Regions from separate parts of the Homo sapiens genome. Here region 1 is linked to region 2. A link is a contact called in ENCODE Hi-C or POLR2A ChIA-PET data. All regions are on one chromosome and are shown on one strand. The core of a region is the stretch at or near the end of the contact, and the rest is flanking DNA. Distances in the headings are between cores, read along the strand shown.

Evidence for each region. Hi-C counts contacts between places; a loop is a spot of excess contacts on that map. ChIA-PET counts read pairs that join two places held with the same protein, here RNA polymerase II (POLR2A). Pooled maps may share reads with other maps.
Region 1: a map of GM12878 shows a loop between it and region 2 (3-fold over the local background). The contact joins two enhancer-like sites. A Hi-C loop is called at or near these places in 1 of 168 maps with a recorded cell type or tissue (GM12878), 17 of 37 single-sample maps with no recorded cell type and 11 of 50 pooled maps. POLR2A ChIA-PET finds 5 or more read pairs at or near these places in 2 of 52 experiments (OCI-LY7 and activated B cell).

Annotation. Positions count from the first base shown.
Region 1 is chrX:148,604,821-148,611,683 of GRCh38, forward strand. The region is part of intron 1 of AFF2 (ALF transcription elongation factor 2); the gene reads left to right. Among named protein-coding and RNA genes, the nearest start is that of AFF2, 110 kb to the left of the region's middle. RefSeq lists an enhancer at 5,630-5,739. Within about 2 kb of position 5,196, at least 4 of the 41 ENCODE cell types and tissues checked have a DNase peak (open chromatin) inside an H3K27ac peak, as active enhancers do; they include GM12878 and OCI-LY7, where a contact is called at or near this core.
Region 2 is chrX:148,377,700-148,384,406 of GRCh38, forward strand. No RefSeq gene overlaps it. Among named protein-coding and RNA genes, the nearest start is that of AFF2, 120 kb to the right of the region's middle. RefSeq lists an enhancer at 3,763-3,852. Within about 2 kb of position 3,097, at least 8 of the 41 ENCODE cell types and tissues checked have a DNase peak (open chromatin) inside an H3K27ac peak, as active enhancers do; they include GM12878 and OCI-LY7, where a contact is called at or near this core.

The sequences.
Region 1 (6,863 bases), core at 3,946-6,445, 230 kb after region 2:
AGAGCAGAACAATAGAGCAAATCTAATCAATAAATCAAAGTTCTGTGATTTTTAAATTATGCAAATAAACTATTAGCTAATTTAATGAAGAAAAAGAAGTAGAAAGAAAAACTATACAAAATAAGATATGACAAGAGGGAACTATCCTTTAGAGAAAAATAAGTTTTCAAAAATCACAAGTATTTACTTTTCAGATATCCACATGAAGTTGAAAACCTAGATAAAATCAATAATTTCCTAGAGAAATACACATTACCAAGACTGAGCTTACTTGATTTTAAAAGCTTAAACAGATCAATATCCATGAAAGGCATAGAGAAAGTTATGAATGAACTACTTCACAAAAAACACCAGGCCCTGATGATTTCACAGTTCCAAAACTACTCTGTGAATATTACGGTTGAGCAAACTGTGAATATATGTTATTTGAATAACATATTAATATATGTGAATATACGATAATGAGCTTAGGTTTCTCACTGTTGGAAAAAGGAGTTACAAATAAGCAAAGGGGGAAGTCCAGATTGAAACTTGTGTTGGATTGTAATTGGAGGTATCAGTATGAACTCATGTTTGATAGGTGGTAGATAAATAGATATAAACATGTATACATTCCCATTATTTCCTAGCTTGGTTTGCTGAGAGAGCCTAGAAGTAATGACATCCTCATAGCAATAAGCACACCTTGCACCCAGATCTTAATTTCTAAATACCATACTCTGATAAGTGAAATCAGGGCCTCTTGGTGAAGTAATTGAGTCCGGCACTGGGGCCAGAAAACTGTAAACTAAACCTATAATATCTTGTGATGCTAGAAATAAGGAAGTGTTGACAAACGATCAAGGTGTCAAAAGGACAAAGAACACAGGAGCCAGCACAAAAGAGCATCCAATGGTCAAATCATGGACAATTTAGATAACTAAATAAGCAGTGATAGTAACGGGTTATGATCCATAGAATGAAATAAATATCCATGAGTTCATACTGCTATGAATTAATGAGTGAGTGAATGAATGAAATACCAAGTCACCATTAGTGAAAGACCACTCTGTAATTATCGCAGGCAAGTTCAAACAATGAATATCAAAATCTATGGATGAATATTTGAGGAGAAACAGGGTGTTAGCATAGTCTGAAAATATCTCCCCCAAATTTAGACCAGTTAAAAAGGGAAAAAGAGTAACTTTAACAACTAAGATTATTGACATCTTGAACTCTCTGATGTGATGCACTGAGAAAAGTATGATAACTACAATATTACTTCTGTGATATTTGCCCAAAGGCATAACTCCACATATAATCATGATAAAACCTAGGATACACACAAATTGAGGAAACTTTTACAAAATAAATTACCAGGATTCATAAAAAGTCTCATGATCATGAAAGATGAAGAAAGATGAGGAATTAATTGTCACAGATTGTAGGAAACCAAGGAGACACAACTAAATGCAATGTAGAATCCAAGATAGGATTCTGTACAGAAAGAAGGACATTAGAGGAAAATCTTTTGAAATCGAAAAGAGTATTGTAGTTTAGTTCATTGTGTTTTATTAATGTTGATTTCCTTTTTTTGATAATTCAATTAAGGTAATATAAGTTGCTAACACTAAGGAAAGGTAGTCAGAGAAGACACCTAAATTCTCTGTATTAAAGTCTAAAATTCTTTCAAAATAATTAAAAAAAAAAAGTCAAGTCAGCCTTGTGGATAGATTTGTAAAATTTTCTAAACCCAACCTGCTTTTTAGTAGCCTGCATATTTTCTATGGTGTTTCCAAGCCTTGTAGATGCTATAGCATGTGAATGCTATATGCCAGATTTTTCAGTTTCTATACCATACAGGAATTACCAATTTTCAAACGATCACTTAGAACTAAAACTAGATTGTATGTAATTGAATCTTTGACGATTCAGTAGGCACTTCAGGACTTTGCAATACCTCTGGATCATGATTATAAACGTCAAATTATGGTTGTACAGCATAGGAGACTCACACAGAAGTGCCAATTAACAGAGATTCCTGGTTGAGACAATGACACATAAATGAGTGTTTTCCTAATTCAGGCCTGAATTAGTCAAAGTGAAATAAGGAACTTGCTCTCTTTTTTTAAAGCATTTACTCTAAACTCACTTGAGCTTGTTTCTGGGCATTACACAGCTCTCTTGCTCTAAGGCAATTATAAGAAATTGGCTTCGTGTGCCATGCAACATGTTTAGGGTCATAGACGACAAGATGTAAAGCAAGAAAATTGAGACCTTACTATAGGCTGAGTACTTCAAGATGAGGAAACAGAATCTCATAAAGGTAAAGTAACTGGCTCCCATGCTCACTAAGCTAGTAAAAGCTCTTGCCCAAATCTTCCAGATTCCGAAACTCAGGTTCCTTGAATTATCCAAGACTGTCTTTAGAATAGAGATATAAAATTATTTGAGAATTTGGCCTGTGATGTTGTTTTGCTGTGTCCCCACCCAAATCTCATCTTGAATAGTAGATCCCATAATCCCCATGTGTCATGGGAGGGACCCGGTTGGAGGTAATTTAATCATAGGGGTGAGTTTTCCAGTGCTGTTTTCGTGATAGTGAATAAGTCTTACAAGATCTCATGGTTTTATAAAGGGCAGTTCCCCTGCACACACACTCTTGCCTGCCACCATGTAAGATGTGCCTTTGCTCCTCCTTCCCCTTTCACCATGATTATGAGGCCTCCCCAGCCATGTGGAACTGTGAGTCCATTAAACCTCTTTTTCTTTAGAAATTACCCAGTATCGAGTATTTCTTCATAGCAGTATGAAAATGGACTAATACAGTCTATCTACATTAGAGGGCAACATCAAAGGGGCACACAACCACTCTATATAAATCCTGCAGGAATACCATTTCTCTCATCATTTGAAGATTTGTATCAATTAGTTTATGACAAGGAAACTTGATTTTATATTTAATTATAAGGAAAAAAATCTCTTTTAAAAATGGTTCTACAAATCTATCTGGTTTCTTTTTTTTAGAGAAGCTATATACTGGTAATGTGCCTGGCAGGCCATTGCTATCTCATCAGACCAAGAAGAGGGTTTGGACTCCCAATGTTGCCTATTTGCCATGTGCAGCTTTTCAACAGAATAATACAATGAGTATTCTGAGAAGTTGATGATACCTTGCCATATTCAGAACTGCTGCTAAAAGGGAATATTTAATATACCATGCAAAGAGGCAATTGTGTTTTGGAAACTAGAAGTCAGTGTAGAGCTATAATCTAGTTTTGTTGCACTTACCGAGGTCCAGGATAGAATATGACCCTTGAGAGTAGGGTGTTCTGTAAAAAGGGACAAAAAAGCCATGGTCTGGTATTGGATTATATAGTTTTGGGAGATGTATTCCAGGACTTACAGCACTGGTTTTGACATACCCCATTGTGTCAACAATTTTTTTTCCAAATGGCTTTATGAAGCTATCATAAGGTCCTCAAAGCAAAATTAATTTGAATTAGCATACACACAGTCACGTAACTATACAGTACTTCCATAAAGAAATGGGAAAGATGTCATGAAATCTAAGAAGCACAGATGTGGAATTGCATCTTCAGAATCCATGGAAAACTCTGGCTACCTGGTGACTTTTGTGTAGTTGCTTGGCTCTGGAGGAAGCTAAGGCTTGTATTCTTTATTGGTAGGGGAGTCAGTGGAATACTTTATTTTAATTAATTAATTAATTTTTAGGGACAGGGTCTCACTCTGTCACCCTAGCTGGAGTGCAGTGGCGTGATTGTAGGTCACTGTAACCTCAGACTTAGCCATCCTCCCACTCCAGCCTCCCAAGTAGTTAGAACTACAGGCATGCACTACTCATGCCCGCATGCCAGCTAGTTAAAAAAAAAAAAATTGATAGAGACGGGGTCTCACCATGTTACCTGGGCTAGGTGAAATATTTTAAACACTTCCTCAGACATCTCCAAAGTCTACATTTTACATTCTTGTCCTGAAATCCAATCTTAGTTTCTAATGGCGTATATGTGTAAAGATGCTTTTAACAACACGAATGTTTAGTGTGGCATAGAAAGTCCTTGAGCCAAATCCTGCCTTCAATGTGCACTTAAGTTTCCATTAAAGGAGAGTGGCAACTGAGCTTATAGAGCTGAGGGTAACATTTGAATTCTTTTATAAGAAATCAGAGTACTAGGAACTAGGATATTGAATTTCACTTTTACCCATGCTGACATTGACTTTCCTCTGGAGCATCACCAACTAGTGAGATCTAGTTCAGTTGCATGATTTTTTGTTTTTCTTCAGTGACCAAAATCCAGAGATACAAATCCAGGGCTTAGGGGGCTCGCATATAGATTTGCCATATTGCTGAGGGTCTGTGAGAGCTTAATCACTTTCATATTTTATTTATAAAGCAAATGTTCCATGACATTGAAACATTAAATGTATTATACTCAGTCATGTGCAATGTATAATTTTCTAAAATCTCTGATTAATTTAATATGGGTGATTTTCATTCTTTGATATGTGGCCTTGGTGTAATTTATAACAAGCTATAAATATTTGAAATGCCATGGAAATGTGGTTTGAGGAATAGTATTAACACCTGCCTTCTGTTCTAGTTGGGTTATATTAAGTTCTGAATGTACATGGGTATGTTTCTGGGATATTATTTGAGCTGTGGTCTGTCTGTGTGTGTAGTGACTGGCTGAATTAAAAGGGGTTCTCACTATTTTCTTAGCTTTTGATCTGAAACCAAGTCTAATTTTGGGAGTTTTATAGCAGCATTCCTTTTCTGTACTTTGTAATTCCTTGTAGAAGCAGAAATGCCAAAGTACTTTGCATGCTAACTCCTCTCCTTCTTACTCCACACACCCTTCCCAACTCAGTATGTGCGTTATAACCAGGAAATAAATAACACAATCCCTGTTAAAGCCTGTACCCTGAGACACACACATTGGATATGGTCCTGGTGACATTCTTCCTGTCATGGTATGGCTCAGCCAACCTGCCCAGGGAACTACAAGGATTGTCTTGAAATCTGATCCCTTCCTGCTTCCTTGGCAAGGCAGTTGAAAGGGGCAGCCTCTGAGCAAAGTGGCCTAAGCTTTGCCCCTCCCACATCCATCTTGTTCTTAGGAAGGGAAAGAGTGAGTGCAAAGCAGAGCCTGTGAAAGCTTTTGGCTTTCCCTGAGCACTTCCTGGTCTCCACTACTGAGTAATCTGAACCTCATGAACCTCACTTCCCTTATCTGTCAATGATGGGTGATAATAGTGCTTATCTCATAGGATCGTTTTAAGAATTAGGAATTGCCCATGTGAAGAGAGAGAGGGGGGTGGAAGAGTGAGAGCACTCATGCACACTTGGTACACAGTATGGGTGCATTGTTATTATCGCTGTAGTTCTTTCCCCTACTATTAATAATTCTAACTGTAAATGACTTGGTATTGAGTCACAGGTGGTGAAACTACCTGTTTGTTGCTCACTTGGCAGTTAACGGCCAATCCAGTAACAGAATGTGGGATTCCTGACTCCTACTTTGGGGTTTATTCTACCCGATCATGATGCTCTTTGCCCTCTTAGTATTCCATATTTAATGATATCTATGTTTTTGTGCATTTCCTTTCAAAACGATAAAAACCAAAGTGAAGCAAAACAGAAAACAAATATTCTTGCAAATAACATTTAGTGAGGGCAGAGGAAATTGTACTTCCCTTTTCTGTTTCTCCCCCTTTCATTCTGAGTGAGCCATAGTATTACACGTAAAAGTTGTGTAGCTGCATCTTTTTTCTTCTACAAGATGAGTGATTTATTATTTATGGAATTGGCTTGGGATTTATTTATGCAAGTGAACTTCTGCCATTCCAACTGCATTTCCAGTGGGTAATGTGCCTGGAGAGTTGTGGGGGTTGGTGATCAGGCCGCTGCTACAATCTGGCATTTGGGAAATGGCATCAGGTTATCTCCACTTAGTGACATTGGGCTCAACTGATCTTATCAGCCTTTCCAAAGACTGCTGTGTAATAGTTGAGGGTGAGAATAAAATATGTTTTAAAATATATTTTATTTCTCTATATAGGCATCACAATCCCTTTAAAAGGTATTCAGGGAGCTTGTTAAATGGGAAATAAAGCTAAGGAGGAAACAACACTGAATGAATTATATTAGTTGACATTGAAAGCAGTAACTTATTAAAATAATGCTTTATAATTATTTTACTTAGCCCAATGTTTTTCAAATATTGCTCTGTCTTCCCAGTATTCCTAGCAGAGACATGAAAAACAGGCCCATTTATCAACTATATGATGTGACGGTTAAATGGAAAGTTGGGCTAGATTTTCACTTGTGTGAATTTGCACCCTGGAAGTTGGACATTCATGATCAAGTGGTCTGGCAGGTAGGGGAAGCCCTGGGTGAATGGTTGTTGATTTAGGCAGTGAGATATTTGGAAGGTAAGCTTTCTTTGGAGAAGCTGGCTTTGCTGTCTTGTCTCCAATTTGTTGAAATTAAACACTACATTCAGATAGTATGGTCTAATGGTTACAGTAATGTTTGTGAAGATGAGAAATGTATTTGTATACACATAAGATATATTAGTTTCCCATGGCTGCTGTAACAAATCATCACACACTTAGTGGCTTAACACAACACAAATTTATTTTCCCACAGTCCTGGAGTTCAGAAATCTAAAATGGGTTAGCAGGGTTACATTCCTTCTGGAGGCTCTAGGGGAAAATCCATGACAGCAACCCCTACCCAGTACGTTCCCAAACTCATCTTCCTTTGCTTCCTTAAAATTGCTCTTTCTTCAGACAGACTGGGACAATCACTGTGCCCTGAGTGGGCTGGTTGGACTCCTATCTCTGAGCCTTACATAGTCTCC
Region 2 (6,707 bases), core at 1,847-4,346:
ACATTTTCTTGATCCAGTCTATCATTGTTGGACATTTGGGTTGGTTCCAAGTCTTTGCTATTGTGAATAGTGCCGCAATAAACATACGTGTGCATGTGTCTTTATAGCAGCATGATTTATAGTCCTTTGGGTATATACCCAGTAATGGGATGGCTGGGTCAAATGGTATTTCTAGTTCTAGATCCCTGAGGAATCACCACACTGACTTCTACAAGGGTTGAACTAGTTTACAGTCCCACCAACAGTGTAAAAGTGTTCCTATTTCTCCACATCCTTTCCAGCACCTGTTGTTTCCTGACTTTTTAATGATTGCCATTCTAACTGGTGTCAGATGGTATCTCATTGTGGTTTTGATTTGCATTTCTCTGATGGCCAGGGATGGTGAGCATTTTTTCATGTGTTTTTTGGCTGCATAAATGTCTTCTTTTGAGAAGTGTCTGTTCATGTCCTTCGCCCACTTTTTGATGGGGTTGTTTGTTTTTTTCTTGTAAATTTGTTTGAGTTCATTGTAGATTCTGGATATTAGCCCTTTGTCAGATGAGTAGGTTGCGAAAATTTTCTCCCATTTTGTAGGTTGCCTGTTCACTCTGATGGTAGTTTCTTTTGCCGTGCAGAAGCTCTTTAGTTGAATTAGATCCCATTTGTCAATTTTGTCTTTTGTTGCCATTGCTTTTGGTGTTGTAGACATGAAGTCCTTGCCCACGCCTATGTCCTGAATGGTAATGCCTAAGTTTTCTTCTAGGGTTTTTATGGTTTTAGGTCTAACGTTTAAGTCTTTAATCCATCTTGAATTAATTTTTGTATAAGGTGTAAGGAAGGGATCCAGTTTCAGCTTTCTACATATGGCTAACCAGTTTTCCCAGCACCATTTATTAAATAGGGAATCCTTTCCCCATTGCTTGTTTTTCTCAGGTTTGTCAAAGATCAGATAGTTGTAGACATGCAGCGTTATTTCTGAGGGCTCTGTTCTGTTCCATTGATCTATGTCTCTGTTTTGGTAACAGTATCATGCCGTTTTGGTTACTGTAGCCTTGTAGTATAGTTTGAAGTCAGGTACCACTTCTATTTTTTTTTAAAAAAAGAAAAGGGTACATGTATCCAAACTGTCCTTCCAGCGCCATCTGTTACCTCCCAGAGGGGAAAGTATCTCTGAGCTGGTGGAGAAGTAAAGGAAGGTGCAAGCTTGGAACCTGATCAGAGCCCCATTGGGAATAGCATTGGAGGTTGTTGGGAAGTGGAAGGGGAAGTCCTTCCTGACCCAGCCTAATATGGAGGAGGCTCAGAGTGAGAGGAAGGAGGACCCACCAGGGCAGAAGGACTCATTGCTCCTGCCTTCCCCTGGAGAGGTGTTGAGAAGACAGCATCTACAGGGTCAAAGTCTAAAGCAGAAATTGGCTCCTCTTTCAACTGTTTAAGAGATGCCACACAGACTCTGCAGGAGTCCCGGAGTTTTGGATCCTGGTTTAATTTTATAAAAGCCAGCACATATGGGATCTCAATGCATTTATTAGAAATTTTCTGCAATACAATTTCAATTGTAAATAGTGTTATAACTCAAAGACCCCATTCCTAGGCTGTGTCTCTTTGTCCCCCTGGGGATTCCAAAGCCAAGCAACATTACAGAGAAACATCAGCTTCTTTTTCTTTAGATTATCCAATTCAAATTCATCTCAATTACTCAGGATGCATCCTAGGGAGAAATCTTTTGGTATGCCTGCAGTGTTTTCCGTGGTAGACCTGGTGTCCTATGATTAAGTAGCCTGGTGAGGGATGGAACCCTTGGCTCTGACAAACCCCTCTTCTTCCCACCCAACCCAGACCCTCAGAAACCTGGTGAGAACCAGGCAAGACAAGGAGGACAGAGGGAAGGGAGCTGACTGAGGGAGCTTGAGAGACTCTAGCTCTCAAATTTTCTGGCCACAGCCCTCAAAATCTAATAGGTTGTAGATTTTGCACCAGCTCTAAGTAGAACCTACTGTATATTTACATTCATTGGCACTGACTCTATCAAGAGATAACATGATGGACTAGACAAACCAAAAAAGTAAAGTGGTGATCTGGTCTAGTGAGTAAGGCCTTCTCCCAGGAATTGTGAAGGGTCAGGCTCACATGCAACAAAGACCATCAAAGGAAGTACATTTTCACTTAGACAAATGACAAAACAGATTTCCAGTTTCCAGACCCCATAAAGAAGACAAAAATTGAGGAAAGTACTGAGAAATTTCAAAGTCTGAGACAAAAGGGAACTCCAGGTTGCTGACTACTTTTTAGCCAGCTCACGAACAGGGGACAATTTTTCAGCTCAATACCAGAAAGCTGAGCCAGATTCACTCCAGCTACCCAAACAAAATACCAGATGGGTAAATAGGAATCACTCCCATTGGCCAAACAGAAACTGAAACCAGGGTTCCAAGAGCTGATTAATTAAACACCAGGACTCCTGAAGAGTCAAAACAGACTGAAAAGGAAGAAGGTGAAGGGAAAAAAAGGAAAGCAAAGGGAAGATAGAAGATGAATGAAAGGGAACGGGGACACACTCAGAGTCTGGATCTGATTCACCAAGGCGCTAACACTGAAACAGTGGTCCAGAGTGCCAGCTTTTGTTCATGTCTGGTCAGACACCTCCATCCTCTGGGCAATCTCACTCACTCTCCTGGGACCTAAAAGGAGAGCCTCACCTGGGGTGCCACAAAATGTTACCAGCATCATGGATTCTTGTGATTGCCCAGGATAGAAACCAAAAGAGATAACCAAACATAGCAGCAAAGGAAAGTTTATTCCGCTTGTGCACAGGGGAGTCAGCACCAAGAAGGGAAAAGAAATGGGTTGCTTATCGAGGGTAGTCTGTGAGTTAGGTTTACAGGAGTTTTCTACAGGAAAGTATTACATTCGAGCATGTATAGGAGTAGGAGGGATTTTTCTAGTGCTTGTGCATTGGCTCAACATGCTTTTTCATACATCATATGTAGAATTAGCATTTTACATCTCCACCTCTGGGCATGATTTTTAACATTAAAATAAGGAAGGGGTAACTGTAGTTCGAAGTTTAACTCTAACTGCACATGCAGGGCCCTGGGGAAGTCCCTAGCCCCCGAAGCAGGAATTTGTGGTTAACAGCTTCTTGGGTCTTTTATTACTGATTGGTTGAGAGTTAGGTAAGCTACAGCTTGAGTAAGGAACTTGCATTCTTTTACTCCAGACCATATTAAAACAGGGAACCAACCAGCCTGCCTGTCTCATAGCTAGTTTGCTTTAATCTGTTCCCAGCTTACCTTCCTTTTCTCAGATGAAATGAGACTCATGTTAACCAAAATGCCATCCTACCTTTTGTCTTTTGACTAGACACATTGTAGAGGTTTGGATTTGTTAACCTGGAATGGGAAAGGCTGAGAGGGGAAATGATCCTGGGTATGCTAATGAGCAGAAAGAAAACAAGGATGGCACGGATACCTCTCTCTCCCCCTTCTATGTGTGTCCTCTACCTGTTGTACATTCGTATGAGATAGGTATTAATATAACCTACACTTCGTAGGTGACGAAACAGTCTCAGAGAGTGAAAGGGACTTGACCAAAGTCACAGAGCCAGTGAGTGACAGGGTCAGGGAGAGAAGCCACGTCTGCATGACTCAAAGCTTATGTCTCTAATTACCCTACATACTACCCCGCCGCCTTTGCAAGTTATAAATAGGTCATGCTGGCTTTACTCATTAAGTCCTGGGTTGCTAAAGTGAAAGAAAAACTTCCTTCCCAGTATGCCTTGTACACATCCTGAAACTGAAAGAAAGCACTTTAGAACAAATTAAAGGCAGTTGTCTTCTGTGTCTTAGGGAACAAAAATACTAATTGTATTTTTAACCTCAAATTGTAGAGCCTGAAAAGACTGGCTTGAGAAGGAGCCTAGGTCATTCCCTGGACACCTAGAGGTCTAGAGGGCATAATAGAGGTCCACAAGTTTTTCTCAATGTGAAACAAACAATAATCCTCCCAACCAGACAGAGAATTTACATACGCTCCCTTTCAGACCGGGCAGGCAGACAAAGTCACAAGTGCTTTGACTTTGGGCTAAGGATTCTGTCAGGTCCATCAATCCTTTAACCTCACCTTCACAGCCATGATAGCTAACCCTGACTGAACACTTTCTGTATGCCAGCCACTGTTCCACTTCCTTTACTCCTCATAACAACCCTGAGGTTATGACTAGTATCACCTCTATTTTGCAGAAACTTGAGGGCATCTCATGCTGACAAGAAACTAATTGGGAGTTACCCAATCCTTTCAATTAATTCTTTAAAAGGGAAAATTTATTTAATTACTCCCTCATAAATGCAGGTGGTAAAGAAGGCTATTCAAATAAATAAATGCTGTTTGATATAGCAAAATATTTCAAAATGTGTAGTCCCCAGTGAGGAGAGTTCTTTATAAAGGTGGCCTTGATGATGGGAAGCTTTGGGCTGTCGATTGGCTTAGATCATATAATGAGTGATAATCTTACTGGGCTCTCAGAGAATTCCAGGAAGTCTAATGTAAACCCTAACCTTTGGGGGCCCGTCTCAGGAAGATCAGTGACCATTCTTGCTCAAATTCATCACTAGAGTCTCTGGGCTGGGTCATCGGAATGACCCATTTCATATGTAAAGTCTTTGAACACAAGAAATCAGTCATCTTGTAACACTAAGATAACACAAAAACCCAAAAACATGCAAAAAGGGACACACGTGTATGATAAATCTGTGGCTTGGGCCCCATTTATACTCTAAAATACATCACTCTTGCCTTCTGTTCTACTTATTGTCACTGGCTGCACTTTGCTAGAATGGTCAGATCCATTGGGGGTAAAAATCCCAAGCATAGCAACAGTGTCCAAGCAGAAGCAGCAGTCAAATGTTTTTAACTATCAGAGGGAAGGCCTGTGTACCAATAATCAACTCAGAAGCCAAATCAAAGTGGGTTCCACTGTAGCAGAAATGATGTGGAGTAGAACTAGCAAGGAAGGGCAAGCAGTCCCCATCTTTTAGAATTTTGCACCAGATCCATGGAAATCTCAGTCCAGCAAAATGCATCTCAGCCAGCTAGAAGAAAACCGCTGGCTGAAAGTTTAGTGGCAGAAAATGTGACCTGATTTTCTTCAGAAATAACAATGATGGTCATTGAGTGATAACTAACTACACCCCAGATACTATTCTAAGTGTATGTTATCTCATTTGATTTTCTAGAGGGATACACAGCAACCCCATTTTGCATGGAGGGCAAAAACCTCTTCTGTGTACCTCACTGGAATATGTGTTTTCAGGAAGATAGGGAAAACATGGATGGCCTGCACCTTGACAAATGTAATTGCCATGTAAATCTTATGTGCTTACTTTTCCTAATACCAGGGAGTGGTTACCTGGAGCCCTGGTGTCTTTGGAAGGACCAGATACCCCATAGCTTTTCTGCAGAAGCAGGTGAGTCAGGGGCACTTGCATACTCCTGTGAAACTCGATTCCTATGGCAACAAACAGAAACAGAAGCAGCTCCCATGCTGTGCAAAAGAACAATGGGAAGACAGCAAACTAGAAAGGGAAAATCAGACAAGATATGGAATTGCAAGAATTGTCGGTTAAGCTCAGCTTGAGTGGCTAATGCTGATACCCAATAAACTGCTGATGTTGATAATGTACTGTCTCTCTCAGTGATAGGGAGTGTTTACATTGCATGAGAGAGAGCTCTTGCCTTGTTGAAGCATGTGTTTGTGACACCATTTAACAGTCAAATAATATACTCCTTCCTGACAAGGGGCTTTTCAGTGCTCTCACATCTGGGCACTGAGAAGGAGCTTTCCAATTAATCCCAGAAACTTCCACCCATAGAAAGAGGCTGCAAGGAGGACGAGTCACTCAAGCTGAAATGGCCTGTACAGAGTATTTGGTCCAGCTCTTCATGCTTCCAGTAGGGAAACAGACCCAAGAGGTGGCCAACTGAAGGTCCTTAGATGTAAATACCAAGACCTGCACTAGAACCTGCACAAGACCTGACTCTTTTGCCCAGTGAGTCATCCCATATTTGGAATTTGAAATGTCTGCTTCAATACACTGCTATGTATTACCGTTACTTTCATTGAAATACCCTGATATTGGCAAATAAGCCCAAGGCAAGAATTTACTTGCTGATTATTTTTGCAAATCTTCAGTTCAAAGCCAATTATTTGGCCTCCTTCATTCCAAAGCAATAAGGAACAAGGCCCTCTACACCTCCGTTTTCCCATGCAATAATTTAAAAAATTAGGTGATAGTCAGTAGCTTGCTCTTTTCTCTTAGTTCTAGTCATTATTACTTAGAGTCACATTGTAAATAGTTAATACTGATTTTCAGTATGTTTTAAGAGAATAAGTGGTATCTATTGTAAGACAACATTTTTTCTTTCTTTCTTTTTTTTTTTTTTTTGAGATGGAATCTCGCTCTGTCACCGAGGCTGGAGTGCAGTGGCGTGATCTCGGCTCACTGAAACCTCTGCCTCCCAAGTTCAAGCGATTCTCCTGCCTCAGCCTCCTGAGTAGCTGGGATTATAAGTGTGTGCCACCACACCTGGCTGATTTTTGTATTTTTAGTACAGACGGGGTTTCACCATGTTGGCCAGGCTGGCCTTGAACTCCTAACCTAAGGTGATCCACCCGCCTTGGCCTCCCAAAGTGCTGGGATACAGGCATGAGCTACCATGCCTGGCCAAGA